Regions from separate parts of the Mus musculus genome. Here region 1 is linked to region 2. The links are chromatin loops, found by intact Hi-C in ENCODE. Cell type or tissue: left cerebral cortex. All regions are shown on one strand. Each heading gives the region's core, and the rest is flanking DNA. Links, peaks and the distances in the headings are about the cores only.

The links. A loop is a pair of places that touch in the nucleus more often than their neighbours do. Peaks named below come from ENCODE experiments on the same cell type or tissue, not always from the same donor. Only the 100,000 strongest peaks of a DNase experiment are listed, where the experiment ranks them.
Region 1: a loop joins it to region 2, with 12 times the contacts of the local background. A loop is called at or near these places in 12 of 42 quality-filtered maps.

Annotation. Positions count from the first base shown.
Region 1 is chr11:89,410,154-89,425,911 of GRCm38, forward strand. Ankfn1 (ankyrin-repeat and fibronectin type III domain containing 1) reads right to left here. Exons shown (of 20, transcript NM_001327810.1): 15 at 15,375-15,541; 16 at 12,616-12,766; 17 at 10,956-11,124; 18 at 1,837-2,003. Among named protein-coding and RNA genes, the nearest start is that of Gm42088, 46 kb to the left of the region's middle. In left cerebral cortex, for the core only: no CTCF peak of the experiment used is centred there; no DNase peak of the experiment used is centred there.
Region 2 is chr11:89,711,917-89,727,674 of GRCm38, forward strand. It overlaps a transcript of Ankfn1 not described here. Among named protein-coding and RNA genes, the nearest start is that of Ankfn1, 23 kb to the left of the region's middle. In left cerebral cortex, for the core only: a CTCF peak has its summit at 9,130 (motif pointing left); DNase peaks (open chromatin) are centred at 6,766 and 9,132.

The sequences.
Region 1 (15,758 bases), core at 2,661-10,660, 300 kb before region 2:
GGTGTGTAGAACACTCGACATCCCTCCAACTCTCTGACCTCTGAGTATATACAGGTGCACACACCTACATACTCATGTGCACATATCACACACACACACACACACACACACACACACACACACACACACACACACACACACTCTTACACACTCTTCAGTGTTATCCTCATCTTGTATCCCCCCTTTTTCCTATGTTGTTTCCGCTGTCAACATCTGTTCTTTATTTGGAAATGAAATTAATGGACTGAATGTTTTAAGATTCTAAATTCTACAACCTCAAGTGGAGAAGCGAACAGGTACTTCTTTGGTCCGAGGGTCATTCTCATTTACAGATGAGGGAAATAGGGTAATTCTTTTGCTTAGTGACAATTTCTTTCCAAACATTACCAAACATTTATTCCTCTCGTTTTTATGTTTCAAAGGACTTTTACTTCTAGCCTTTCATTGTTTGGTTTTGAGACTTTGTCTGATGTTTCCCTGCCCCAAGTTCACTATGTAGCTAAGGATGACCTTGAACTTTTGATCCGCCTGTGTCTACTTCCTGAGGCATGTCTTACCATGCTTGGCCTTGTCTTCTTATTGATAAATGAATATACAACTTATTGATTAGTTGGTATGCGCCAGGCACTTCATGGGCATTAGCTTACTAAGTTATTTCTGTAACACTAAAATAATATTAAAACATAGGACAATTATCACACACCCCTCCCCCTTTTCTTTTCTTGGTGACAGAGTCATGCTATGTAACCCTGGATAGCTTATAATTCTCTATGTAGATCAGACTTGCCTTGAATTTTCAGAGCTCAGCCTACTTCTGTCTCCTGAGTGCTGGAGTTAAAGTGTGTCCATCGTTAAAGTGTGTTAATGTGTAACACACATTAAAGTGTGTGTTATTGTGACTATTTTTCATAAATGAGTAGTAAATGGGGAACGTGTGTGTGTGTGTGTGTGTGTGTGTGTGTGTGTGTACATGTGAATATTTATGTATGTATGCATATATGTGTGTAGAAGTTAGGGGACAACCTTCAGGGCTATTCCTCAGAAGCTTTGTCCACTCTGCTTTCAACACAGGGTCTCTCATCCTAGGCTGGGCTGGGCCAGTGAGTGCCAGAGGTTATCATACCCCAGCCTCCCTGAGCACAGGGTTTACAAAGCATGCCCCACCCCCTGGGATTACGTGGCATGCCTGATGAACACTTTTCAGTGTGGCTCCTCTGGGCCTCATTCTCCCAGGTAAGTACTCTACTCAAGCCCAAGTGACTTACCTATCAAGCCCCAAGTTCACAATGTTTCCTCAAATTGCGTTCTTTTTACTTCTTATTTGGATAGTTGTTGGAGCTTCTGGTCTGGCTGGACCTTTAGTCCCCTCATTAAATGGACCAGGCAGACTATTCAGTGAGCAGAAGCACACAGACTTCTTATAGTGAACCATCAGTATGACTATAACAGTACCCATGAGGGGTATGACCTCCTTGCTCCAATATGGTCCAGTAGAGCTGTGAGAAATTGTGATTTTTTTTAATTGTGGCCTTTGGTTATTGTTATCATCCAATCTTGTCCAGTTTCCCAGTCTGGTCTGGCTACCCCATGTTCAATTTATGCCCCCACCAACCTGGACATCTTATCATTCTCCAAATCTCATCTTCCTGCCTGCCTGCCTGCCTCGTCTGTTTATTATTTTCTCTTTGGCTGCTGAACTCTGTTTCCGCACGGTGTATGTAGTCTAGCCCGTTCCATGAGCCCAGCTTGAATGCCATCACGACCTTCCCACGGCATCTTTCCTACTAGCCACAAGTGAACATTAAGAGCATTACCCTCGGGGAACGGCAGCTTTACCTGAATAAAGTCCAGCACTTGCTGGTGCCGTTGTTTGGCAGCTGCGACCTCGCTGTCTGAGATTGCCTCCCTCAGGGACTGTTGGGTATTCAGAGAGTCCAGCTCCACAACAGCAGAAAGGCGGCAATACAGACTAATAAATTTCTCTCTGTAGCTGCAAAAATGAACTGGAAAATGGACAAGCAAAATAAAACATGTTAAGATCTGGTATCAAAATAGAGAAATTCATACAGCACAGAAAACCAGTCGAATGGAAACATGATTTATTAACCCTATCAGTGGAAAATATTAAGCCATAAATAAATTATAAATGTGCTCTTAAGGGGCCAGTTGTCTGGCTTTAGTCAGACAGTGTCCCCTTTTAGGTTACCAACTCCTCGTAAGCTATGGGGAAGTGGGTTGGCTCAAGCTGCAGTTTAGGTGGACTTTTTCCTGAAGTTGGGGGCTTTTTCATACATAGTCTTGTGCCACGTAATGATGTTTCAATGATGTCTGCACATGTAGGGGTGGCCCAATAAGACTATGTCACTTAGTGATATCATAGCCATCTAGGTTTATATAAATATAGTATGTGATGTTTACAAAATTGATCAATGATACAAGTTTCAGAAGTACTGAATTGCTAAATATACATTATTGTTTGTAGGGCTACACACACACACACACACACACACACACACACACACACACACACACACATACACACACACACCCCAACTTGGAAAAACACTTTAAAGACAAAACAAAAACAAAATCAAGTAGCAACTTGTAACCTAGATTTGATTTTCAACCAAGTATCTTGCTTTCTCTGCCTAGATGATGAGACATGCTTTTCTTAGGTTGTCTCATGTCTAACTAGAAATTTCCCGTAATTGTGTTTGGATTTTAATCCTTTTCTGCCTGCTTTCCTTTTGCAACTTTGGAAGGATAGTGGGTTCAAATTCTTGATCGAACCCCTGCCTCTCTCCCCCTTTTTTGTCTGTAGATTTGGCCTTCATTTCTCAAATACACTGGGACAGAGGCCACAGGGGAGAATCTAAGCTGCCTGTTCATCTTTGCTCCTTTTTAGGAAAGGCATATGGCAAGTTTTTCTACCCTCTGGGCAGCTCTGACTACACACTATGACCTAGGCTTCCAATGTGGTGGGACAGCAGCCTGGCATAGGACAGTGTGGTTCGAGGGTCTTCTTGACCCTTCATCAAAGCTGGAGACTATTTCTCATTTATTTTGTGTATGTCAGACATTCACTTTCCAGCCTTTGAAAACAGGATCTTTGTAAGCTCATGGATGTTAGAATATTTTTGCTGTGTCTTCTTGGGTGAGAAATTGTACTAAGACCACCCAGTTTACTACCTATGCCTCGCTTTGCTATAGATTCTGGTACCTAATGCCCAGCCACCTGGGGAAGCTAAACCATCACACCTCAGAATGGGATATCTGTTCATCTCCACTAGTGAGGAAATCTTGCTCCTTTGCAAGTGAGATATTTCTGCGTATCTTATGTCCTTGTCTGCTTCCTTGCTTGATATCCTTTTATGAGAAATTTTAGGTCAGTGGAAGGGTGACCCACACTGCCTTTGCTCCCATGGGATAGAAAGAGGCGAGAGTGAGGGCTTCAGTTCTCTAGCTTCACTGGAGCTGTGTCTTACTCTCTCCAGGCTATGTTTCCCTCACTTGGCCTATCTTCAAACCTGGGCTTGATTATTTTGTTACCTGCTCCTTCCTTCCTAGCCTTCCTATACTCTGTAGAGCTCACAGAGAAGAGTTGATCGCATGCTCTGCCAGCGAATGGTAAAGCTCATAGCCTTTGCCCAAACAGTGGCATTCCCAGGGAATTTCCTCACTTAAAACTCTACAGAGATCCTTCTTTAGGATGAAAATCCAAACGTCTTTCCCCCAATAAGGAAACTCTTACGGTCTAGGGTTGAATGCGAATCCTTAGTTGTATCTTTCATTATACAGCTAGCACTTGACACATGTCCTCCCTTGGCTAGAGTGAAGAGTCTCATGGCCTCTGTTTCCAAAATAAACTTGTAAATGACAACAAAAGTAGACTTTTTTTTCTTTCTAAAATATGAAAGATGACTGGGCGGTGGTGGGACACACCTTCAATTTCAGTACGCTTGGGTTTTGGGGGAGGGGCAGAGGCAGGTGGATCTCTGGATTTGAGGCCAGCTTGTTTTGCAGAGTGAGTTCCAGGACAGCCAGGGCTACACAGAAACCCTGTCTTGAGAAAAACCATAAAAGAAAGAAGAAGAAGAAGAAGAAGAAGAAGAAGAAGAAGAAGAAGAAGAAGAAGAAGAAGAAGAAGAAGAAGAGGAGGAGGAGGAGGAGGAGGAGGAGGAGGAGAGGAGGAGGAGAAGGAAGAGGAAGAAGAAGAAGAAGAGAAGAAGAGGAGGAGGAGGAAGAGGAAGAAGAAGAAGAAGAAGAAGAAGAAGAAGAAGAAGAAGAAGAAGAAGAAGAAGAAGAAGAAGAAGAAGAGCAAGAGCAAGAAGAAAGTTGACTGTGAAGAAACCAAGTGATACTTTTGAAAGAAGCAGTATCCGTTCCATCTGAATTCTTGAAGACTGGGATATTCAGTTTTGTCTCAAAGGCCAGGGAATCCAGTTTTCTCTTGCGTTTTGTGGTAGGAGCTGTGGCTCAGTGGGTGGTCTCCCATGCCCACACCACCCAGTGCCATCCATGCCACGCTCCACAAGTGAGTTACGAGTATGTTTGAGCTGCAGCGCTTCCCCTGCTCCAGCGGTTTCTGTCCACCGCCTTGAATGTCACTTTGACAAATGTTACTCTAACATAGTCTTTTGTGGTTTAGCAATGATACATTTGGTAGCCATCCCCGAGGAAGGGAGGAGAGACTGGAAGCTTCTAATTTTTTTTTTTAAATGTGAATCACATGCATTTTGCAGACAAACTGGTATGAGGTGATGATAATGTCATTATTGGGACTACATGATTTGTGAGTAACACACAAACTAAGACCGATTCTCTGTGATGGTATTTCTTTTCTATCTCCCCACTGTAGAACGCAGTGACAGACTAGAGTACAGATGCTCTGAGCGCTCATAGGACAGTCGAGTAGAAAGTGAATGGATTAAATACCAAACAGCTGTGCTGTTTGCTACTAGTGTGTGAGAGGTGATCACCAAGGGACTCGGTCTTATCCCTAAACCTGGGCTAAGAAGGGCTCTCTTAGAGGAACCAGCACAGTGTTAGTACAGTACCCAACATACATACGGAACATTCCAGAATTAGTTTGTTCTAACTCTCTTCTCCTATGCCTTTGATTCCCAGGAAGAACGAAACATTTAATAGTTCAAATATTAGCCCACTGGGGTTAGAATAGTCTAAGAATGCCCATCTCTGCAAACCCCCAGTCTGTCTGAAAATGATGACCTCGTTTGAGAGCCACAGAATAAACAAGATAAGTCTAGTGCCACAAGTCTTTGCCAGGGTGCCAGAAAGCATCTAGGCCCAAGGTGCTAGAGCCACGGAGTCCTGGCAGTGAATGGACCGACATCTGGAATACAGGATTTGTATCGTAGATCAGGAAAAATGGGGATTACGAAGAAAGGTTGATGCTGGGCCGTTTCCTTCAAGACTGGGGTCTGGATTCCATTAAGCTCATTGCCTAGACATCGCACGAGTACCTCAGGACTCATCATTTGTCAAACTGAGCTCATCCTCCTCCCCTCCCCCAACGTCTTCCTCCCCTCGTGTTTCCTGCTTTGGTAGATGGCAATGCTATCCATCTCAGACCCCATTCCGACTCTCTGGCTCCTCCATCTTGCCCCTCAGCTGCATCAAATCAATCACCGAGTTGCAAACATTTTTAACTCCCGAATCCCTTTGCCTTTCTTTCTACCCCTTAAAGCCCCACTGTGCCAGCCTTGCTTCTGAGGTCTTACCATTGGCCACCTGCACCAGTGTCACAGTATCTTAATGGTCTCATCGCCTCTAGTCACAGCACCAGTACCCCACTTTTCTGTCTTCTGTCCTCCCTAGAACTGCTGAAATTCATTAGGCCCGTAGCATCCCTTTCCTTAAAACCTTTTCACCATCCTTTCTTGTCCATAGGATGTAATATCACCTCCTTGGAATGAATGACAAGAGTCTGACCTTCTAGCTTCCCTGGAGGTGCTAAGCATACATTGTGCTACGAAGGGCAGACCTAATCGGCGTATCCTTTGTGTGTGCTGTTCCCTTGGCTTAAACTGGTTCCCCTCTCCAGCTTCACCTTTCATTTTCTGAATTTTGATTTATTCCCCCGTGGTCCAGTTAAAATATTCCCTCTGAAGGAAGATCTGGGTGTCGTTCCAAAATTCAAGGGCTTCTGTCTTACAGTAGGGCTTTCGTGTGCTAAGATTGCTGATAGAAATGCCTCTTCTCTCTGTAGATTCTGAGATTCTGAGGTTTGGGTATATAGCCTGTGTGTCCTGAATGTCTGCAGGTCCACCCAGTACAGTAGCTTGTCCTGTAGTGGAAGCTCAGCAAATGAGTGTTGAATGAAGAAGGGTTTGGCCAAGGTTTTTTTTTTTTTTAATTCTCCAGAATTCTATCCTTTTAGTCCAATTAGCACAAATTCCAGAGCCAAGGAAATCAATAAAAATCAGCTTTTCTCATGGTAGGCTTGCTGTTCGTTGAGACTGCCCACAGGGTCAGGGCAAGGTGACCTCCTCAGTGCAGGCTAGGCAAATCCTCAAGAGGCCACGTCATTGGATGGTGTGTCTGAGCCGGTGACGTTGTTTTCCCTTTTCTTCTGGGAACAGTTTACACAGTGATGCCTAAGGGCCTCCTTACGTGGGCTTTCTGGTCTTGTAAAGGTACTGTTTTACCTAAAGGGGTGGTGGAGTGTCAGCCCTAAGGCTGTGGATAGGAGTGGGTCCTTTTGAAACGGTTTCTCTTTGTCTTAATCTGCCTGTCCAGAGCTTGAGACACCTTTTGTCAGTCTCTTTCAGAGTCATGATCTCCTGTGGGTGTGTCCTACTGGTCGTTACTCCTGGAGACAGGAGGCTAATCTTCTTTATCATTTTGCCCTCGCCACATCTGTTTGGTGATGGAACGGGCTGGGATACAGTTTTCCATTGCTGGTCAGTAAGTTATTTACGATTCCATTAAAGGTCACTGGTGGGAGCAAAGTTGGGTTGCCAAATCTCCAATCTTTCCATGAGGTAGATGATGATGACTTATGCAAGTCAGACTGAAACAGACTGCACCCCTTCACTAGAATTTACATATTCCCATAATTCACACCTATTCACATTTCATTAGAATTCCCTTGTTATTAAAGTTTTTCCTAGTTCTGACTGAATTTCTCAAAACATTCTTTTCTTTCTCAGACATGCTCAGGGTATCTTTACCACTTATGGAAGGAGCTAGAGCACAAGGCCCTCGTTAAAAACGTTTTCCTTAGCATCTTCTTCAGAGGGGGCTGGTCCATTATAGCAAAGGCTTAAGAGATTCTATGGAAGTTGTCATTAATTTCTTAGTGGGCTGATGCCCAGTGGAGGAGAAGAGAAAGTTCTGGTCATTTAAGGATAAGGTGGGGTTTGCCGTGATCCTTACTAAAAGCCTGCAATATTTTAAAACTTGTTTCTGACACAAGGAACTTTGATCTGGACAGTGTATCAGTTTCTATGCACTGGCAACACTGCTCTGTGGTCCTTAAAAAAAAAAAAAAAAAAACAAAGACACTGATGGAATTGGATGTGCCAATGAAACAAAGCCCAACCACGTGGCCTTTTCCGGAAATTACATGATGCTCATTAGTCAGTTAGATAACCCATGATGTAGCCAGAAGGGAGGGACAACGGAGAATCAGTTTGTCTTTCGGGGGGAAAAAAAGGCAGCCTTAAAATGAGGAACTGTGAGACACAGGCTTTGATCTATGGTCTATTTTTCATAGATTAAGGCTAGTGTGTATGGTCTTACAGTTGCTTTTAACAACAAAAGTAGGTAAGACAGATCAAAGTGGAAGACACAGTTGGATACGACTATATTACTCTGCTGGTCATATTTCTAAGTCTATATTTATGTATTTATCCCTGGGTCCTAGGAAGAACCACTTAAACTATGGCCCATGGATTTGTGGCGTCGTGATTCCCCGAGAGCTTATTAGAAAAGTGTATTTTCCAGCTCTCTCTCAGCCTCCTGACCCAGCATCGATGGGTCTGGGCTCCAGAAAGCTATGTTTTAACAAGCTCTCCAGGTGATTCTTATGAACAGTAAACTTCGAGGAACATTATTCTAGGGCATTGTAGCCCTAAGTATGTGTTTTGTGGATATTTTTTTTAAATAGATGCCATGCCAAAAATGTTTCCAGTTCTGGTCAGATGATTTCAGAAAATTCTGGGTTAGACAAAGTCAAGCTTTCTTTCTTGTGTGTGTGTGCGCGCGCGCGCGCTTATAGTGCATCTTGCAGAGCTTTTAACACTATATTGCTCAAAACTATCCACTGAGTTTCATGTTAATACACATAATCAATACACCTCATTTCCAGTCAGAGTCTCTGTGTGCTGAAGGATCCAGCTTCTCCCACTGTGACTTCCTCTCCTGTCTTTGTTGCTCTTTCCTATTCCACACTATATACACTGCTCTCTTGCCCCCACACACTATTACTCTAAGGCCTCTGCACTTGTTTTCCCTGTCATCTGGAAATGTCAGGTCTCTGCCCAAATGTAAGGTCTTCATAGAGGTCTCCCCAGGTCATCCTACAGAGAGCGGCGGCCCTGTGGCTTGCTTTTGCTCCCAGCCCTTACATCTCTGACTTTCGTTTGTGTTATCTGCCCTTCGGTTGCTCATTTGTCTCCCCCACTAGGACGTGCACTCCATGGGGAGCGGCTGATTTATCGGGGCCTCACCAGCTGCAGTGTGGAGAGGCCCAGAGAGCGGCATGATGAAGGGTGGCCGGCCAAGTATACTACACTACCCTTGCGGGATCCATAGGACGCCTTCAAATGTCTGTGACTCACAGGATCCTAGCAGGCATATACTGTCATAATATACACTGTCATAATTGATCCCAAATCATTGATTGTTCCACGGTGTCACTGAGGCATGGTGAGACAAATCTCTCTCTCTCTCTCTCTCTCTCTCTCTCTCTCTCACACACACACACACACACACACACACACACCTATAATTAATTAGAGAAACGGTATGATCCAGGCTAGCTCCACAATGAAGTCTTTTTTTTCTCTCTCTCTCTCTTTTCCTTTATCTATCCTGTGGGAATCACTTGTTCTCTTGGTTTCAGCAGCTACTTGTAGACCCTGCTTAAGTTTTTTTTCACTTGTCCTGCCAATGTGACCTCAGAGACAATCTCCCAATGTTTCTTTCACTCCTGTTAATAGACCTTCACTCTTATTGATGCCCTAAGGTGAGAAAATATGGGGGGGGAAGCTTCTGTCTTAGAGGCAGAGGTGGGGAGGAACTGTGTGAGGGGGGCCTGAAAGGGGAACAGCATTTGGGATGTAGATAGATAGATACATAGATAGATAGGTAGATAGATAGATAGGTAGATAGATAGATAGATAGATAGATAGATAGATAGATAGATAGATAGAAACAGTTGCTCACTCTTGACTACACTCAGTGTTTCTCACACCTACATTTTTCTCTTTTTGTCACAAGCTTTCATCCTACTGCTAGACTTTTAGACTCATCTCTGAAGGTTTTGGCTCTTACTTCACATTCAGGTTACACAACCTTTTGAGCAAGGAAGCATGGCCCCTTCTTTCGGTCCAGCTGAATGTCCTCTCCATGCCTGATGGCTCTGATCTAGCCAAACTGGACCTCTTTCCCCAAATCATCCTGACTACTGTGCTCTCATATCTTTGCTAGTTTGTTTCCCCCTCACAAGAAAACCTTTCTTTTTATCTATGTTTAGTAACCTGCCCATCCTTAAACAACTACTTCAAATATACCCTAGGGAATGTACTGAATAGCCACCCTGGGGCTTTGGGGGATGGCATGGTCACTGTTATTAATCCTGTGACATAGAAAAGGTGTGGAAAGTTCAATGAGAGCCAGTGTCATACTGTAGGGGACCCAGCCCTGTCTAATCTTTGTCTGCAAGTCTGCTTTTAGCTTCTCTTAGGAGGTCTCTTGCCTCTGGAAGATAGCAGTTGCCGTTCATCACCCTCTGGGTGTCCAAACTACTTGGAGCAAGGGCAACTAAGTGGCTTAAGCAATGTATTCTGAAGAGATAAATCTGGATTCAGATGAGTAGATTTCAAAGCGAAGTTTCAGGCAATCACCTTGTGTAGTTCTAAATCTAGGCCTAGGAGCCCTCAAAAAGGGTCTGCCTCCATCCTGTCCACCCACTCACTTAACCTCCCCCAAACTGCAGGATTTATTTAAATTGAGGGAGCCCTGGCTAGTTGCCTCTTACTGGTCTGTTACAAGGTGAAGCACGGAAAGGAGACAAACCCTCCGTGTTCACATTCTCAGTGGGCAACAGGGGTCTCTGCAGAAACTGCAGCCAGGCTCTTCATTCTGAAGGCCAGGGCAAGATCTTCACCATCCAGAGCCCTCATGTTAAGATCACAGCATTGCATCCTGGGAGATCTTATCCACTCCTCAAATTGTCTAGGCTATTTAGAGTCTAGTTAATATCAACCCGTTTATTTAATAAATCAAGATTACTTTTTTTTGCTCATAAGTGATATAAACTCTCTCTATTAATTTCATTGTTATGTTTTCCTAGCTGACTGTGGGGGTAGGGGTAGGGAGAGAGAGAGAAAGAGACAGAGAGACAGAGACAGAGAGAGAGAGAGTGGGGAGGGAGGTGGGAGGAGGGAACCATCCTCATGATCGTATCATTCTTGCACTCATGTTCTAGAACTCGAGAGAGAGAGAAGGCAGAGAGCAAGCCTGATAACTTTCAGTTTAGAATCCCTTCCTCTCCACTGGGTCTTAGCTAGGTTTCAGTAGACACTACTCAGTCTAGTCCCGGAGCCTCACTCTTGCTCACACTTGTACACAGTTCTAGGAAGGGTTGTTGCCAAAGCCATCATGTGATTTACTGACCCTCCACTGGGACAAGGGGGAACAGATATCACTTTGTGATTTTATTATAAGGAGGCTGGGTTAATATTTCTAGGTGAAACAAGCTACTATACCGAGTTCAAACATCTGAAGAGGGAGGTTAAGAAACCCTGAGTGCGGGGTGTAAGGATTATTCTGTCCTGGGGCTGTACAGACGTCGTCTGAGGCAGGGAGCAAGAGAAGAAAGGACACATTGTGACCAATTTCCAACACCTCCTGTGTGTAGAGGCGGAAGTTCCTTGCCTGCAGAGGGACACGCGCAGAGGAAAAATAGGAGAGTTACAACATGGCACTTACATAAACAACACCAAACCGGCATAAAACATCTAACAAAATTACACAACTTCAAGCTTGGAATTTTTATACAACATAAATATTAGGGTTCAGCCCATTTAATAATGCTATATAAAATCAAGATTTAAGGCAGTAATGTTCCACATAAACTCTGAAAACAACATTTATGCTTCTTATAAAAGCAGAAAATGATTGCATTCTGGGGCTTTTCAAAATGATGAATATAATTACATGAAGCAACAAAAAATGGATTGAATTAAAAATCCACTAGTTTCAATTTAAGTTGGTTAAGGGGGAAAATATGTAGTTTCTGGCCAAGGACTGAGAAAAATTTACAAGTATAAAAAAAAATGTTGTATGCACTGTTATGCAGTTAAGCGGCCTTCTCCCAACATGTATATGCAGTCCGAGTCACCAATGAAATACGAGCTGCCTCAAACCCGCTAAATCCAAGAAACCCTTTAATAGTGCCTACTGTCACAAGGAGAGCCGCTGTGTTCTTACTTTTTCTCATTGTGAGAACAGAGCCACCCCTGGAATAATCCAGTGGTTCCCCAAGTGTCTTTAACATCTCCGACGACTTAGTCCATATCAGTGTTGGCAGGTTTGGACTGGCTGTGACGTTTAGACTTAAAAATCAGCAAAATCCTGAGAGTTGGACACTTTTTGGAATTTCTGACTTATTGCCTTTGTGTGGCCAGTGTGTAGCTCTTTCTTTTCTGAAGAGAGACCAGGCCAGTGCTGTCATGAGCTTCCTCATGCAGGATACACTTGGTTTTCTCCTGCTCTGTGTTCATGATGTGTCATGAGGGGCAGGGATGGTGAAAGGAGACAAAACAAGGCAAAGAGCAGACAAACCCATCCCTGACTTCAGCTTGTCGCTAGACAGAGCCTAAACCATTTTTACCCTTCATATGCCAACTGCCAACAGTCTCCTTTGAAGTTCTGACTTATAGAGATGTGCCTATTTTCATTTAGATAATGATTTTGTTAATAACAGACAACATGAAATCAATGTGCAATTGTTTTAAATTCCATGATTATTCTCTTGCCCTTAAAATATTTGTATATTAACTATACTGTTGTTTGGTTATGTACGCATATATGTATAGATTCTTGCATTTCATGATGACCTGAAGCTGAATCTTGAGTATCTTTCAGGGTAGACAAGAGGGTCTTTCTTGCTTAGCCAGAGTACCCTGTGAGTGGGGTCTGGAAAATTCATAAGAGGTTGATATGGAGGAACAAGAGAAAGGGAGCCAGAGCATAGCCCGGCTCTAGCTGGAGGCATTAAATTCAAAACATGCGTGTACAGGCAGAGTGGTATTTAAATAAATGACAATAAACATACATACGTATATATGCCTCTTGAGTAAGTTTTATGATACAACTCAGTTTCCATGAACCATAAAAAGGAGATAAAATGGTAAAGCCCAGTACCTGGTGTCGAGGTATATTGATCTGCTTCAGGAGAGCCGCCACTGCCATCTGGAGCTCGTAGAAGAACAATTGCATGGGGCAGTCAGCATTATGATCCACACTTTCCATAGACTCAGAGCCAGAAAGCTTTTGGATCCACTCCCACTCCTCTCTGTATGTTGAGTCAAGTTAAAATTAGAAATATAAGAAAAGTTCAGAAGACAGCTCAGAACTTTCTTGCTGTGTATGTCCAGAACCTGAATCGGCCAGTTCTGGGTGGTTAAAAATACTATTTATGGAACCTGAACCTTTTGCTACCTAAATGGAGTTCAAATGGACGTCTGCTGATTTCAGCTGGGTTCACCTATCCAAGCACCTGCCCCTCTGAACAATAGGTCAGGCTTTGATGAATCAGCTTTTGAGACTGAAGCTTTCAGGTGTTCATAGTCGCTTCCTGACTCCTTATTTTCCTGTCTCTGTGGATCCTCTGTAAGTTCTAAGAGCCTACGTTTTTACCACAGGGGCATCTACTGGTTAATTCCACAGTTGGCTAACCACAGGACTCTGATCCAACTCAGGCAACAAACCACACGGCACATTTCAGCCCTGGCCTGTTGTAATCATGGGGACTATTTTGGTTTTCGTTCCCTTTCCAAAAGCTTGAAGAGAATCACAAACAGGAACACCAGACAATTCCAATAAAAGGAACCAGGGGACACACATCACTGCCTCCTTCCCTCCTCCCAAACCAGTCACCTGTGTCTCCATTCTGCATGCTCTATAGTTCTTCCTAATGAACTTTCCCAAATGTCAAGCAGAAGGGAAGGGGAAAGAACGGTGGTGGGAGGAAGGGACATCTGGCTGGTCCCCAAAAGCCACTCTTCAAAAGGGGTTTGAAAAGATCAAGGTAAATGCCTCTCGGGCAAAGTTGCTTCCACAGGTAATTTGCACAAGACTCTCAATACGTTCAGTTGGCCCAATTTCTCCTTGTGGCTCTGCAGGGAACTGTAAATGGCTCTCAAGAACAGGCTAGGAAGGAAAGCCCTCCTCTTCATGGTGGAAGAAGACTCTCACCAAAGATTCATCACAGCCCAGGCCCAGTCTCTGGGTCAGAAAACCAAACTGGCTGTGTTGGAGGAGGTTGGTTTTTTTTTTTTTAAAGCAAGACAAACAAACAAGCCAATCAACCAACTCTAAGCGCTCTCTCGCTGCCCTCTTAGAAATGTTTCTGTTTTTAAGAGATCTGTTTCATTTCAAGCCTCATACTGGACAAGACTATGGAAAAATCTATCATTTGTTCCAATAAGAAAGAGAGAGAGAGAGAGATCATACTTAAGTTCTATTGCAATATGGGCATACTTTTAGCTTCACAAATCATGGAAATCCTTGAGAGCTTTGGGATTGAGTTCCGTTTTGATACATGATTAGATGGGAGGCTTATGACTAGCACAATATACACAGACCCTAAAGTACGGCCTTGCTATAATGGGGGTATGGAACAGAATTAGAAAATTCTCCATAAGATTCCCACTGCCATGAACTAGTCAGCATGGGCTCTGAGGATGGAGATGGCTGGAACTTGCGGGATGAAGGCTGGCAATGGTCTTTTATACTAGTGAATCTTGGTCCTTGGAAAGGGAAAAGTCTGTTGATATAATTACTAAAAGATGGTGACCAAGACTTTATGATACAAATCCAGAAACAGATGAAAATGACCATTGTGCAGTCTAGTCACCCATGAGCCTTACAGTCCTCTGGAAAAAAAGACTCTAGAGGATACCAAATGTCGATTTTTGAAATGACCACCAGGGGGCAGACTTAAAGTCCAGGTGCAATTGCTAAGGGGAAGGAAGGAGTATGAGGGGTCAGAGAGTACTCAGAGACTACCACGTCTCTTCCACCTCCTTCCTCTGTCTTCTCCACACTGTCATCAGTAGTACTCCTGCAATCCTGTGAGACAGCGTAGTCACTAAAGTCTCACCACTGTAGATACCAAATTTCAAAGGGCCCACATTTGTTTTCCTTAAGCAAATCTATACTTCAAAAGACTTTGAGAAGCTGGTTTGCATTCCTTGACACCTAAGGAAGTTTGGAGTCTTTTCTTCTTATTGTGTATTTCTTCTTTGTCTTTGTTTTCATGTTGCACGCAATTCAGTTTATTACAATAGATGAACGAGAGGCCTGCTATTAGGGTTAGTTATAAAGTTGAGACACATTACCAAGACGGGGCAACTATACCAAGACTAACGAAGTAACTGACTACATGCCAAACCATAGTTGAAATTTCTGAAAGTTTGGGCCCCGTCCCGTCACTTCTTTTCTTCCCTAGAGAATTGTCAGACAGGTCGGAAAGATATAAAGTCCTCAAGGCAGAGGGAGCTTTTACTGGGAGTGGGTAGACTGATAGTGGGCGGGGCTCCTTCAGATCAGGGAGGAAGTGTTAGCTCCACCAGATACCATTCTCATCTGTGGTCTTAGAAACAAAGAGCATGGAGAGAGTAACGATTTCTAATGGTGAGGAAAGATAATAGGAACAGCAGTGTACAAAGATAAAGTCAGTGGAACATGGCTGGTTGCACCCTGAGTGAGGCAGAAAGGACAGGGAAGGCGTGGTGCCCCTCTTTAATAGCTTTGCTTCTCCCAGTTGACCTTATCCTAGGTGCTAGGATTCCACCACGCTTCTGAACATCTCTCCGGGGACACCGCACTGGTAGATGATAACACTTGACTTTCCTTCGGGCACATGAGGCCAAGGAAAATTTCGACTCGGGACCACTTACTTGGAAATGTTGTGGTTTTCACGGATCTTCACGTGGCAGAGAATGTTGGGTAGCTTTTGGGTTACGAGCACTTTGATCTGATCCACAGAGCTACACAGCTTTAGGTAACCTAGATACAGTCCAGGTGAGAGCCGCTGATGGCTCCTCTTGTGGTAGGACAGAATATCCTGTAGGGCAATGAGAGACGGAAATGAAAGCAACCAGCCATCGAGCACAGCTCTCTCAAAACCCACTCTTCAAGGTGGGCCATTGTGAGCAAAAGGGATGGTGGCCATGAGGTAAGAAACCCAAGGTACCACCATGGGGAGCTGGGAAGTATTGGGGTCACAGCTAGTCTTAGGTGTAGAAAAAAATCCTTCTCTAAGTCAGGTAATCAGTCTTTAA
Region 2 (15,758 bases), core at 2,795-10,794:
TTTCTTTCTTTCTTTCTTCTTTCTTTCTTTCTTTCTTTCTTCCTTCCTTCCTTCCTTCCTTCCTTCCTTCCTTCCTTCCTTCCTTCCTTCCTTCCTTCCTTCCTTTCTTTCTTTCTTTCTTTCTTTCTTTCTTTCTTTCTTTCTTTCTTTCTTTCTTTCTTTCTTTCTTTCCTAACCACTGAAGCATAAATGTAGAAGGAACAGGAATCTTAATAAAAAACCTAGAGAAAAAGAAGCTTAAAATGGATTCTGAAGGTTGGAAAATTCTAACCAGTTGAGTCACCATCCTAACCCTAAGAACAAGGAAAACACACCAAGGCTGCAAGAAACACTTGCTCCCAAGCCCTGCTGACTCAAATACGTACCTGTCCATTCATTTTCTCTGAATACATTTTTCTGAATATATTTCTGAGTCTACCTATGTTGTTTTTAAATAGCTGGTACTAAGATATTGGAAAGCTTTGTAATAATCATGATTGTCACGTCTGGACATCCAGCATTGTGCACATTGGAGTGATTTATTCAAACTCTGAAGCTTATTTTCTGATCTGTTAAATTGGGGCAGGAAATAGTCCTCTGTTTCTTGCTTTGTTTGTGAAGAATAGCAAAGGGACACCAACGTATGCATGAGCACGAGAGTGCGTGTACACATACACACACACACACACACACACACATATGCACGCACGCACACAGGCACACACACACACACACACACACACACACACACACACAGTACAAACAGTAGTAGTATGGAATTCTATATTCAAAGTTTTGCATTTAAAACTTGTTTGACATCCGAGGCTAGCATGAATAAGCCCAGAGCCTGTATGAGCTGTTTTCCCCCAAGAACATAATCCTGGCTGTCCACTCTATGATTTCTGTCTCTTTCTTCCCTTAATGAAAGACAGTAAGGGAATCCACCTTTTTCCTCTTACAGTTTACAGCTTTTCCCCTGGAGTCCTTCAGAGCAACACACCAGAAGACAAAACAATAAAACCAACTTCTGCTCCAGACGAACAATGTATTATTGAAAAGGAGTGAGAAGGATCAATGTTTCCTGAGTGCTTTATTCAAGGGTAGAAAATAGAGAGCAGTAGAATGTAATATCTTCTCAAAACTATAAATTAATAGGTTTGGACAGTTGTATTGCCTTTAATTAATTAGTTGGTTAGCTCTCTGTCTTCCATTCATTCCTTGCACTGTGAAACGATTTGAAAATATACGCATTACATCTGATTAATGATCCAGGGTTTTTTTTTTAATTTTATTTATTCTTCTCTCATACAATATATCCTGAATGCAGTTTCGTCTCTCTCCACTCCTTGCCACACCTCCCTCTCCCTCATATCCATATTCTCTTCTCTCTCTCCCCCCATGAAAGAACAGGCCTCCCAGATGACCCAGAGTTCTCAAAACCCTTGTCATTTCTGACATGGTCAGGAGACTGGGAGACTCTTTTATTCTGATTTTTGGTTTTGATCCCACTCCCTACACAGAGCTCCTGAATCCTTGGTTTCCTGGAGGGAAATCATCATGTGTCCTAGTGAGGTGACTCTTGACTGTGCTTCCGAATGGGCTCAGGTCATGAGAAAGAACGAACCATGATGGAAGCTTGATGCTTTCAGCAGTAGTCTTCATTGTCCAGACAGAGGGGGCATGATGGTGGACACGCAGGTAAGAATGGATAATGACTATATAAAAAAATCATCATTAGAACTATGGACTTGGAGATCTAGGCTAATGAAGATGTCTGTCTATATGGACACAACATACCCCAAGTCCATATAGATGGGCACAGAGTTTCCCATCTTTGGAACCTTCCCCCACTTCAACTATGCTCAGCTCTTCCATCAGGCCGCTTAGTTGCCCATTTGTATTCTTTATTGCATTCTCCATCCATAAACCAACCAAAGGAAAGACATTTCCTTCAGTCCTATGAGCTGCCATAGGAAAGCAACCAAACTTAAAAGGGTGCATGGTAGGAATCAAAATAATAGGCTATGACCTACTATGTGATTGATGTCCATAGTAGGGTATTGAGAACTTAATGAGGGGTACTCTTTGGGGGGGTAAATAATGGTAGAATAAATCTGTGGGGATTCCATGCAGCTGGCTGTGTCAGACGGCTGTGCTGACTGGCCTGCAATAGTAGTTCCCTGTGTCCAGTGGAATCTGTGCTGACATGGCTTGAGAGTTAAAAGCAGAATGCACTGATGGGTATGGCCTCAAGGAGTCTGGTAGATGAAGCAGAAAAGAATAGCCAGGCTACATAGACCAGAGAGGCTGAATTCAGTGAGTGTATGGAGGAAACACAGATCACACATACCCATGTGTGCGCGCACTCCCCTCCCCCCTCCATGTATACCCAGCCCAAATAGCACCAAAGCTAAGGACAAATGTTCATGACTATTTCATTTTGAATCTGTCATGCTTTTTGTTTTTTTTTTCCCAGTAGAGCAGAACAAAGAAAAACACATGAGTGGCATTGAGAACTTCACTGTTTTTGCTTGAACTCGCCCATGCTGAAGTTGATTTTAATTTAAATGTAGGGTTAGTTTACTTTGGAGGTCACAGCACACAATCAAGCAAGGGTAGTCAGCAATTATCTGTCACCATGTAGAGATCTGGAAGCCTGTACACTCACAGAAAGATCATTTGCTAGTTTTTCACCCGGAAGGAATTGTTCAGCCACCTCCAGGATGCACAGACTTAATGACAGGACAGAGAGGTTGATATTTCTCTGCTTACTTTTGCAACTCATGAAATGGAGAATTCACCTTCCTGGGAAGCTCAAAGAATTCTTTTTCTGGTAGCCTTTCATTTTGAAATAGAATTACCAGCATAATAATTTAAAAGAAAACAGAATTGACATTCTCATGACCCTCTATGATGTGTGTCCCCCCACACACAATCTATGTACCCACAATCTATGCACTCAATGAGCAAATTACAGAGATCCATTCACATCCACATCCACTGCAGCACAATTCACAATAGGCAAGTTACTGAATCTGCGGATGGATGGAAACATGGCATATATACACAAAGGACTTTTCACTCATCTACAAAGAGGAGTCACATTGTATAACTTTCAGGGAAATGTATGGAACTGGTCATCACCACATTAAGTGGAAAAAGTCAGACTCAGAAATACGCACACCACATTTTCTCTTCAAAAGCAGGAGACAGTAGGAGGCGGGGAATGGAGAGGATAACTGAAGTGGACTCCTGGCCAAAGCACACGGTATCCAAGGATGGGAATGGCATCAGGAAACTCTTCCTTTGTACAATGAATGTACACTGTGAGGAGAAAGGGGAATTTCCATGGCGATGGTATTTGGATTAGAATGTTTGGGAGGTGACTGCATAACTAACAGTGACACCTCACAAATGGCACTGGTGCCCCTATAAAAGGGACCACAGAGCTCCTGTCAGCCTCTTTCACTACAACACACAACAGGAAGAAGTCAGCAGCTAAACCCAGTCAAGGGTCCTCAGTAGACAATCCTTCTGCTGGCATGTGGTTTCTGATCTCCCAAGTCTTCAAAATAGCCAGAGCTAAATTCCTTTGTTTGTAACGCATCCTGTGTCACAGAACGCCAAAAGCCCATAGGACTTTTCTCCAAGATTTATGGAACTCCATCAGTGTATCAATTGTATGCCTCAGAGAGAACTTGCTGCTGCGGACAACGGGAAAGTTACAAAGAGAATATAAGTAGTTTGACTATCTTACATCTCTTCTGAACATATTAAAACAGTCACTAGAATGTTGTCTACCTCCTTAGAAAAGTACACCCTGAGAATGGAAACCATGTAGGAATTTACAGATGAGCAATGCTGAGCTGACCAGCCCTTCCTCTTTTTGCTGTGGGGTTGGTGACATCCCTCCATGAAGTCCCCAGAAAGTCCCAGAGATGTTTTAGTTTTGTTTCTTTGTTCATCAAATGAGGAGACTAAACCTGAGCCACAAAACAGGACCATGATGGGGGTTTTGTCTGCATGGAAGGACCCACCTCTGCCTACTCTCTTCATAGCTCAGAAGAGCTGAACTAAAAAAAACCCAACCAAACATAAAACAAAACAAAACAAAAACAAAAAGACAAGCTATCTGTCACAGATCACTCATAGATGTAGTGGGAATTCGGTGACAAACCATGGATTTTGGATTTTAAGGAATCTATGGGCATAATATTTTTTCTCTGGGACTATCTCAGGAGATTGTCAAAGTTAGAATATACATTTGTAGACTTAGGGTTATTCTAATCATCAGAGGAATCTACATATGGTCAAAGATTCAGCACAGGATTTTCTCCATAGTAACGTAAGCCTCTTCCTATAGTCTCTGTACAATCACCACTGGTGTTAATTCTTGCCCCAGTCAGTCCTGGCTGTGGGATGTGACTGACCACACAGTTGCAGCAGTTCTGAAATCTGGGGATGAATACCCTCGTAGCTGATCCATGGTTGAAGACACTTGTCACCAGTCAAGCTCTCATGAGAATCTAGTGTATTTTGTAGTGAAAGATAGAAATGTAGAGTCAGGAGATACCCGGGTGGGTACGAAGACTTGCTTGGAAAGGATTAGGACCCGAGTTCAGATTCCCAGAACACACATAAAAGCCAAGTGTGGCTGTGCTTGTCTCACCCCTGACTCTGAGGACAGAGACGGGGAGGATAGCAGCGGTTTGGTGAGCACCACCTTAGCCAGGACCAGGACCAAACAAACAGACAAACAAACAAACAAACAAACATGCCAGAAAACAGCAACCTCCAGGTTTGGTGAGAGACCTTGCCTCCGGGGACTAAGGTACAGAGCAGTAGGAGAAGTTATTTGCAGCCTTCCCCTGGCCTCCACATGCCATATCTGTGCACATATGTATGCTGACATGCATATACTACACACAGATTTATTTTCTCAGCTGAAGCATCTCTGGTAGTTTCAGAGACCTTCTGGGTCATATGTTCTATACAAAGTTCTTTTGAAGGTCTTCTGAGTATCTCACATGGAGTAACAGGCTATCACAAAAGGTCACACATTCTATACTTAAGACACGTCAAGGTTAAACAGGGGCAGTCACTCTCAAGATCTAGAGAAGAAACTAAAAACTATCCATGTGGGTGGTGAATCAGGGAATCGCTAATCTAGGCTCCCCAGCCAAAGTATTCCAGTGCCAAGTTCTATTGCCATTTGTGTGTGCATATGTGTGTGTTTATGTACATAGGTGTCTTAGCTAGGGTTTTACTTCTGTGAACAGACACCATGACCAAGGCAAGTCTTATAAAAAACATTTAATTGGGGCTAGCTTACAGGTCCAGAGGTTCAGTCCATTATCATCAAGGTGGGAGCATGGCAGTATCCAGGCAGGCATGCTGCAGGAGGAGCTGAGAGTTCTATGTCTTCATCCAAAGGCTACTAGTGGAAGACTGACTTCCAGGCAACTGGCGTGAGGGTCTTAAGCCCACACTCCCAGTGACACACCTACTCCAACCAGGTCACACCTATTCCAACAAGGCCACACCTCCAAATGGTGCCACTCCCTGGCCCAAGAATATACAAACCATCACAGTAGGTGTCGCTACGTGTGAAAGCCAGAGGACAATTTTAAGATCATCCTCAGGAATGGCATCCATCTCTAGTGAGACAGGGTCTCTCACTGGCCTGGAGATCACCAATTAGGCTAGACTGGCTGGCTAGCATCTGCTCCTTCAGCACTCGTGCTGCCATGCTTGGCTTTGTATCCTGCTTCTGGGAATCAAGCTCAGGTCCTTATGCCTTAAAAACACCAAGCCATCTCCCAAGACCACTGCCCATGAGTCTTGACAGTCCCTGTATATAGATTTCTTAGGTTCTCCCGTATCACACAGGTTTAGCATTTGAAGGACAGAGACAGAGATTGGTTTGCTTGCACGTCTCCTTTCGTCTCAGATACTCCACTCCCTTTGATATAAATGTCCTTTGGCATTTGTGAAAATGTAGTCTTTCAAGTGGCTCATAGAATACCAAGAGGAAAAAAAAATAGTTTAGAACTCTGCCAAACACTCGGATCAGCCTTCCACTGTTCAATCCAAGACGACTTGACAAACTGCTCTACAGAAAAGCAGTCCTTCAGAGGCAATCCTGCTTGCCAAAGCCTGCACTTGGGCTCCGCTAAACATCAGCGGCCTGAAGACTCTCCCAGGTTTTGCATGTCCAAGAGCAAAAAGGACGCCTCAGTTCCAGTGAAGAGAACACTCCTTCAACTCATCAAAACGCCCCTCGGTTGGCCGATCAAAATATCCTGCAACTCATGGAGCTTGCAAAAACCTTTCCTAGCTAACCTAACCTGGGCCCACTGAGAAGTCAATAAAGAAACAAGACGCAAATAAATTAGCATTCATCACTGCCGATCAAGTATAAATATTTATAAGGGAAAGATGCAGCCATTTTGAGTGACAGGAAGACTGGGACCCCACATAAACAGTTTTTTTTTTTAAAAAGTCAGACTTGAGACACTGCACTTTGCCTTTTTTTTTTCCATTTCACATCACCATAATCACCTAATAACTATTTAAATGGACCCATTTGCTGTAACTATAAAAGAACCGTGTAAACTTGTTGTCATCTAGACACATTAGCCGTGGTGGAGTCAATGAATTTCAACAGTTACTTAATATCTCGGCCACTAGCTACCTTAAAACTGCCAGCGACGGGCTGCCAGGAAGCTACCGTAACAGCCCTGCTCACCGCCTCCCGGAGCAAGACACGAGCTTCGTTTATGAATGCGAGCATTGCTGCTCTAATTAGGCCTGGGAGAAGTTTAACAACCACCCTACAGTATTGCTGCTGACAAATACAAAAATAAAGCCTTGTTCGAATTAGCAATGTGAAGTGAGAGGGGCTAGAAGCATCGGCTGTCTGAGAGGCCCCGCAACAGCTCTAATCTATAGCAAGGTTATTTTGGTTCATAAACTGTTAGTATGTTACCTGCAGGAGGTCTCCCCTGTAAAATGAATTATAGTAAGCTATATGTGATAATTAACCATGCATTAGCAAATATCTTGAAACAGGGACTCTCTGTTTTCTCTGTATTTTGACTAATAAAAGCATGAATTTGTTCAACAAATGATCATTTAGGTTGTAGAATTCTAACCATATTAGAAGGGACACACGGAGCAATGCACCATTGTACTGGTCTAAGGGTTTCCTTACCCAAACAGGCTGCTTAACGGGCTGTCTACATACTGTGATGCCATTCACAGGCCGAAAAACCACAGCGCTGAGAAGACAAATACAATATACATTTAAAATAATATGAACCTTGTGCTCTTATTTACTTAAAAATCACCCTAGATGTGACAATTAAAAAGAAAGCCGCAGATTCAAGTTCTAGCTCAGAAAATAATCTTGCGTTTCATTTCAAGGATTTCAAAACAGCTCCCACACAGTTTTTTTTCAACAATTAAAAAATACACGTAATTGTAGTTTTCTCAAAAATAGGGTGTCTTTAGAGAGTTTCAAACATGCTCTGAGAATGTAGAACTAAATTAGAATGTTGAAAAGACATCACTAATTTTCCCCTGAGTTATTTAATTCATCGCACAGAAAGGTCTAAGTGAATCCAGCATATGGATAGTAATGATGGTGAGGGGAGTGTTTTGGGTGATGAAGCAGGTTGAGAAGAGGGGATGGGTTGAGGGAACCTAATTCAGGGAGGTAGGTGATGGGGAAACATCTCCAAAGGGTGGGGTGTCATAGAAATAAGGAGCCCAGGTGTTTCCACCAAGCATACACGTGGTTCTGGCATCATGGAGAGTCTGGCAGCAATGGAAGGTAGCAAAAATCCCCTAAACTCACAGACCTTCCCCTTGTCCCACAGGATACCGATCACATCTGTATAGAAAGGAAGATCCCTCCTTCTCCCGCGCCCCACCCCACCCAGCATCTAACCTCACAGCTAAGCTATATATATTTATACGTAGTCTATACAAACACAGGCACACATACACAGCTCTAAAAATAGTTGAGACAGACCACTAAGGCAACTTCAGTTTTTATCCCAATACCTGTGACCATGGGACCAATAGTTGTGCTTTAAATAGTCTGCCCTGTTCCCTCGATCCGTCGAGGCTATCCCTTCTCTGCAGCTTCAAGACTTTCCATGTTTTCTCCTGAACAGCTTCCAGGGGGCATCATGGATGCTAGCCCCATAGGTTTTTGTGGTTATATGAGAATATCAGAATACCCAGATTAAGTTAAGTGGCATAAGGCTCTTTACTGCAACACTTCTCCGAACCTTTGCTGCCACTGTGGGGCATATGGCCTATGTGCAAATATTAGCTATGCCTAGCCAGCTTTGGAATGAATATCTAGTTTTACATGGTTTTGCCAGTGATATAAAAATGGACTAAAGATACTGAGTCTGAAGCGCTTCTTGAAGGACCACATGGCCCAAGGACTAATCAAGCATTACATGACTCCCCAATCTGTCAGCATGTAGGTTCTGAAGAAAGGACGGGGCTTCCTCAGTTTGGCTGATGTGTGATTCTCTCCATAATGAGAACATCTTTCCATTGTGAAAACTAGGTCCTGAATTGTGTTCTCTTGTTTGATGGGAAGGCTGCACGAATATAGGTTCAAATCCTGCCCTTCCTCTATGTACTAGATGTCAATGGTTCACCATCCTGCCCCTTTCCCACGTCTACACCATATGGTGAAAACAAATGGTCGAAAAAACACCAGTCATTGCTCATCTCATGAGATAACATCCACTGTAGAGACTCATTCTACACCTACACCCTTGTGCTGTAAGTTAGGCCCAACCTAGCCCCAGTGCTTATTTAAGAAGCAGAAAGAACTCAGAGTAGATGCACAAATAATAGCTCTCTTTGGGACATTTATGACCGATGAGTCAAGACACTGTACAAAGGACTTATTTGTGCACTTAACCTAATTTTGAGACTCCGTTTCTAATCAGTGAAACTTTAAAAAAGAAGTATGGATCCTTCATAAGGAGAGTGAACTCTTTTACCCACCCAGCTTGCATCAGGACCAGTCTTAAAGCTCAGTGCTGTTTCTGCTCTATACATTCTTCAAAATGGTACTATTAATTGGGCTGAGGAGCAAGTGTTAAGAGTGCCCCCTTGTGGTCACCGGGGGACTTGCAGTCCATCTGGGAGAAGGCGGTGTGAAACCTCCCTTAGGCTCTTTGTGAGCAAATTCAGGCTTATTTGTGTCTCTTAGTGTTGTGCCCCCAGGTCGGTCTGTATGTGGCTTTTACATTCCTTAATAAAGTAATAGACATGAAAGAATTCTGTGGCTGATGCCAGCGGCCACAGAGAACACCAAGTCTAAACTCAGCTGAAGGTAAACAGACGGGGCCATCCAAGGAATGTAGCAATAAAATACTGGAACCTAGGACAGAGCTTCCCCTCCCCCTCTATTTTTCTGGGATGGTTGTGCCAGGGTGAGGGGTGGATCTCTTTAAAGACTGCATGCCTCCACTGTGATCTGCTGTCATCTGTCAGAGGGAGCGAGTCAAAGAATCTTTCAAGAAATAGCCTTGCTCCCTTCTCTGAGTATTCAACACCCCCAAATCTCTCAAATCAAATCCAAAGACAATTATATTTTTTCCAGACTTAATTTAATAGCAAAAACACCACTGGAGGACTGAATGTGGTATTTGACTTTTATTTGGTCCACTCTGGGCATCACCAGCAGTTTTATTCTCCAGAGTGTGCCTTTGCAGTGAGTTCCTGGGCCCACAGAGCTGTCCAGGGGCACTGGCTGGCAACCTCACTCCCTATTCGAGATCAGCCCCAGGGCCAGGCCAGAGACAGCACATCAGTAATACTCCTAAGTGCAAATATGACTCAGTATTTCTTCTCTGTGTCTTTGTACTCTTTATTCTTGGGAAGGAAAAACATGACCCTCATCTGTCCCCAGACCACCTTCCCAGCCTTGTCCAGCACTACCACAGTCACATCTCAAGCTGCCTGGATGCCATTTCATTGTGTGCCTTAGCCAATGCATTGGCATATTGTCTGTTCTGCTCCCATTCATAGCGCTGGTGTATATACTATGGATATATATATATATACATACATATATATATATATATATATATATATATATATATATATATATATATATATATATAGTGACAGGCAAATGACCTCTATGTATCTTCCTATGCAAACCTTTGTCAAATGGAGACTATTGCAGGGTCACTTACTTCATCAGGCTACCTTAAAATAAAACGAGCACATGGCTTAGCTGGTATTTGGCACATGAGAAGTACCTGGATAACTTCTAGGTGTCCCTATACCACATTTGCTTCCATGAGACTTCTAGTGTCACCTCTTGTCTCCTCAGTCCCCTTGCTGCCCTGTTCTTTCCCAATCTCTTTGCTCTTTGCCCTGTTGGACTGGAAATAATTCCAGTCAGTTGGTTGCTGGTAGCTCTTGGTTCAGCAAGGCACATTGCTGGCGATACAATGATAAGCCATGGACAGGAGCTTGCTTTGTGTAGTCAAAGAGATCCAAAGGAGGTCAAGGAGATGAAACCTAACCAAACTGCCTGTCTGAAGTAAACGCAGGCAGTGTGTCGTTGGATAGGGTCTCAGTGTGACGTGTCAGTGTGGGATGATCCCCAAAGGCTGTATGGCAAACCTGGTGACAGCACTGGATCCTTCAGACACTGAGGACTGAAGGACCGGGAGAGGGTGGGTATGGACGGCTATATGGAAAAGTGAGGCTACCTGACAAGGGACTTCTTTGCATCTCTCATGCCAACTAGAATGTGAGATCTAGGAAGAAACCATCACAGAGCTTTAGGCATGTGGGGAGGCCTCACGGAGACCAGAAGCAAACAGTAGGAGGCAAAGGCTGGGGCAACCAAGCAGAGTTTTGGTCTGTCAAGAGTGGTCTGGTGAGGACTAACCATTTAGTACTAAGTGGGGGCTGATATTCTAGAACATTCCAGGAGGTATTTTAATCCATTAGTATAATTAAAGGGGACAATTGAGTGCATGTTCTTTTGACTGATAGAAATTCCAGAAAGAAAGTAAAGAGTTTTTTGAGTTTTTTTTTTTTTTTGTCTTCGGTGAAGAGATGGCCGTGCCCTGGGTCAGGGGATAGGTAGAGTCTTGGGCAAAATAGTGAGAGTGAATTTGATCCCAGACTTCAGTCCCTTGTAAGCCCACATGCTTGGGCTCCCATTGTGTCCGGTGCCAAGATTCATTTCTGGAAGATCCCACACTGAGTCTCTCTGTTTGGATGCTCATGTGCCGTAGAGGAGCGCACTGGAGGAATCAGAACTACATTGACCTCGCTGACTCTGGGACCAAGCAAATCACACTGAATACCCAGAGCCTGCCCAATGTGTAACTCACAGAAACTATGTTAAAACCAAAAGAGATAATTATATAGTTCTGAGACTGTGCCTGGCTCATAGACCAACAGCACACCTGGGAACCTATTTTCAAAAAGGCAGAATCTTAGTCCATACCCCAGATAGACTAAATCAGAGTCAGAATATTTACTAGACATCTTACTCCGTATGTTAGAGTTTACTAGCCACGGGACGAGACCATTGTCAGCACACCCAATGTTTTTCCCGCTGTCTGTAGACTCTTGGCAGGTCTGACTGATTATTAGCCCACACTTAGAGCAGAAGAGGTGAATTTAGGCTTTCCTTCCAATTCACGATCTACTAATCCTGCCAGGAACGCCTCCCAAAGCTCTGTCGATTTGCAACCATTTATTTGCAGTGTTCTAGACACACACACACACACACACACACACACACACACACACACACACACACACACACATTCATTCACACATCACACACACACACATTCATTCACACATCTACCACAACAAGCCAGGCCTGGATTTGTTCTCCCTGCATGCACAATTCCTCCTGACTTCCTGACTCAGTCCACCAGTTTCCAACGTTCTGAGTTCACACTTTTAAACTTGCTTTCTATTCAGTATATTGGTAGCTATTTAATGTAGTTGTTTGGGTTCTCACTGGAGAGAGGAGCACTTTCTCCGCTAGGCTGAAAATCGTCTGTGCTTTCATATAGTCTGAGAGAGGCCTCAGAGTACCTTTCATATCATCTGGCTGGCTCTGGTCCACCTCACAGTTTGCCATAACCCCACCTCTGATCTGGCCATCATCTTTGAGATGAGATCCACCAGAGTCTAACTTTGTATAGCAGCAATCCCAATCCCTTTAATGTGCTCCATGCAGGGGCTGTGCTGCAGCCCCAGAAGTTGCGGATGGACGAGGAAGCCCCTCTGGTCCACATAGCACAACATCACAGAGCTAAGCCTATGCACTACAGAACACAGCTTGTGGATTTACCACGAGCTAAAACGTCCTGGATAACATATTTAGCCACTTATGATATCATCTAGAACAGGCTAACTACTCCATCGAAGCCTCGGGTTCCCAAACATGAAGTGGGAAAAATAATGGCACAGGATTTAATGATCTCTTGCAAATAAAATGCTTAGGATGGTTCCTGGCACACAGTAAGTGCTCAATAAATGTTTGCTATTAATATTGAGCTCACCGTATACAAAGAGGTTACTCTCTGCCCTCGTTTTTCCACTTCATAAGCAAACAGACAGCTCAGACTTGGAAGAGAGCTCTGGTGAGCTCCACCCTAATGGAAGCCAAGCGGTGCCCCATAATCATCAAAAAACAGCAGGTGCTCTCCAAACCGCACACTTGAGGAGCCAAGACCAGTCCCGAGAGTCCGTTAGGCTCCGTCTGGCTTTCTATAGGGAATATGAGCACTTTCCTTTTCAGGGACTATAATTCATGGATTAATTAGGCTATTTGATTTTCTTTCTTTTTCTTTTGCCTGTCCAGAGGACCTCATTAGCACCTCCATTAGCATTTGGACAGGGATGGACGCGGTGGTGGTCGGATCCAAGCATCCAAAGCAGGAGATGAACTCAGGGTTATTTTCCCCCTTTAGGATCTTGAGCTTAAATGGTAGAAAATAAAGATTTATTTTTATTCTGTGTCTATGGTCATCTGCATGCGCATCATGCGCGCTGTACGCTCACTCGCAGACCAGAAGAGGGAGTCTGAAGTCCTGACACTGACGTTACAGACAGTTGTGGGCCACTGTGTGGGTGCTGGGAACCAAACTCCAGCACTCTGAAAGAACGACCGTGGCGCTCAACTGCTGAGGCATCTCTGCGGCCCCTGGGATCTTGAAGGTTAGCTGTGGAGAAGGTGGTCAACATGATGTGAACAGGGTGGGTGGGGCCTGCCCATTCACAGTCACGTGGTTGCAAAAACACCATTGTGTGCAGCAAATGCTTCTAATCAGGATAGGGAGTAGACAAGCAAATGACTCACAGGGACAGCAGTGATGCCCGCAGAAAACCTAGTTCATAGTACGGACACAACAGCGAAACATAAAGCAGATGGAGGGTTGGAGAGATGGCTCAGTTGATGAAATGCTTGGAGTGTATAGGAATGAAGCTCCAAGTGTGAGTGTCAGAGTCTACAGACAAGAGCAGGGAGAAGAGTGGGATGGAACATCCTTGTAGTCCTAGTGACAGGGATGGGGAAAGAGGAGGGTCCCTGGGGCTCACCGGCTAACTCCTCCAGCTGAGATTCCATGAAAAAGGAAGAGACCTTGTCTCCAAACAGGGCAACGAACAACTGAAGGAGACACCTGAGATTGAGCTTTGGCCTCCTACGTGCACATACATGCCCACTTTCATGCATATATATGAACATGTACACACACACACACACACACACACACACACACACACACACACACTGCAGACCAGAGCTCTGTTTCTACACTGGCCTTTGGTTTCTTCAACTATCTGAAATAATATCAGACCCAGTGGTCACAGACTTTTAAGACCCAAAGGAACCATACGTCAGCATCATTTCCTACTATCTCGAAAGGTTCAAACCTTGTATGGCAATTATATTTCATTAAAAATTGATTTCTCCATAACTATGCTATGCTGGTATTATTTCTGAAAACTGTCCAGTTCTCAGAGAGCCAGTGCTCGGAACGGCCAATTTTTGTGTAGATTCCTTCTGTGCCAATCAGCAGGAAAAACCAAACTGTTCAATGGCCACTCCTGCTCTTCAGCTAGTGGACACCACCTGGTGTGGGTCAGCCATTAAAGCACTTCTGTAGCATCATTAGACAGCCACTGCCTAATTCCTCTCTCCTAGACTCTCCTCTTCCACTAGTCCAGCATCTTCCCAGGGATCCTGGATGACTCAATAGTCACAGGCTAATAGCTAATGCCAAGTAGAGTGAGGAGACCCTCAGAGGCTCTGTGCAGGCCCACCACTAGTACTCTTCTGAAATATCCTTGCTCAGTACTGTGCTGATTGCTAATGCATTTCAAATAACCACCATAAGTGGCCCCTTTAGTCCCTGGGCTGTGGGAACTAAGACTTAGCATCTTCTTGTAAGCATTTCATTTGAAATACTCCTAAAAGCATTTCCTGTCAACCTCTAACGTTCCCATCGTCCCATCTCTGTACGTCTCTTTCTGCCTCTGGTGCTTTCTTTCCTGGCAGTCTTCCTATGAGTGCATTCCATTTGGTATACCACTCCTGGTGGAGTCTTAATTACTCATGCTATAGCAGAAGCCCCCTTGCAAGGAATACTTGAGCAACCCAGCTAAAGAGGATGCCATTCATTCGGATAATGGCATCTTTCAGAGGCATCTCAGGTATAGAATTCTAAGAAAGGAAAAAGAGGCCAACACAAGGTGTTCCCTGACTCATGTCTTTGTGTGATTAATAGCTGAGACCTCCCTGCTCCTGAGAGTGGAGATCATTACTAGATCAGGGACTGGTTATTTGAAGGATGGTCAGCTGCAGTGAGTTTTGAAGCAGGTGAGGATAGGCGGTAAAATTATGAGGGGAGGGGGAGCACAGAAACTACTTCAGGGCGACTCCAGGGGGAAATGGCACGCTGAGATGAAAGTTTCTTAAAGAGCAGAGAGAAACTGTCAACGTGGCATGGGAGGGTTGTGGTATCTGGATTGTAATTGTTTGAATAATGGTGAATTGGATTTTTTTTTCTGGGTATTGATAAGATTGAAGAAAGGTTCTGAGAAGAACTGCCATTGAGTTCTGCAAGAGGACACAGAAGAGCTAAGGTCCAGGTTAGAAGTCAGGGGAGTGAAAGGCAATGGATCCACAGTTCAGTCATGGTGACTGGGTGGATGGCATCCGAGTGAGTGGAACTGGGCAGGAATTTCAGAAATCAAGATGGAGGGAGAACTTGGAACACAGGGGCCTATAAACAAAGAGCTCATGGTTAGAGAAAAGATGTTTGCAAAAGGGAGCTGTTAACCTTGAGTTACAAAGTCCTGAATCTGAGGCAGTGGGGGACTATCATTTGAAAAGGGTCCCAAGACAGTAAAAGACATGAATGTAGCAGTGTATTCTTGAAAGTTCTCAATCAGGGTAAATTACTGTCTGATTTTTTCCCCTCCCTTTCTTCTTTTCATTCTTGTCCCAGTTTTATACCAACAAGCCCACATTCACCAGTGGTAGGATTTTCCCAGGTCTTAAGTGTTGGGTTTCTGTGGAGAAGGTATATCCCAAGGTTACTGAAGATCATCAGAATCATTTTTAAAAAAAAGTCAAGGGAAACCAGAAAATGAACACACAATAGCAATGGGAAAGATGTCTCATCAAAGGTAGAAGAGAGTGATGTGTAGATGTGTCCACCCTGATAGAGCCAGTGCAATGCTGAGCGGTA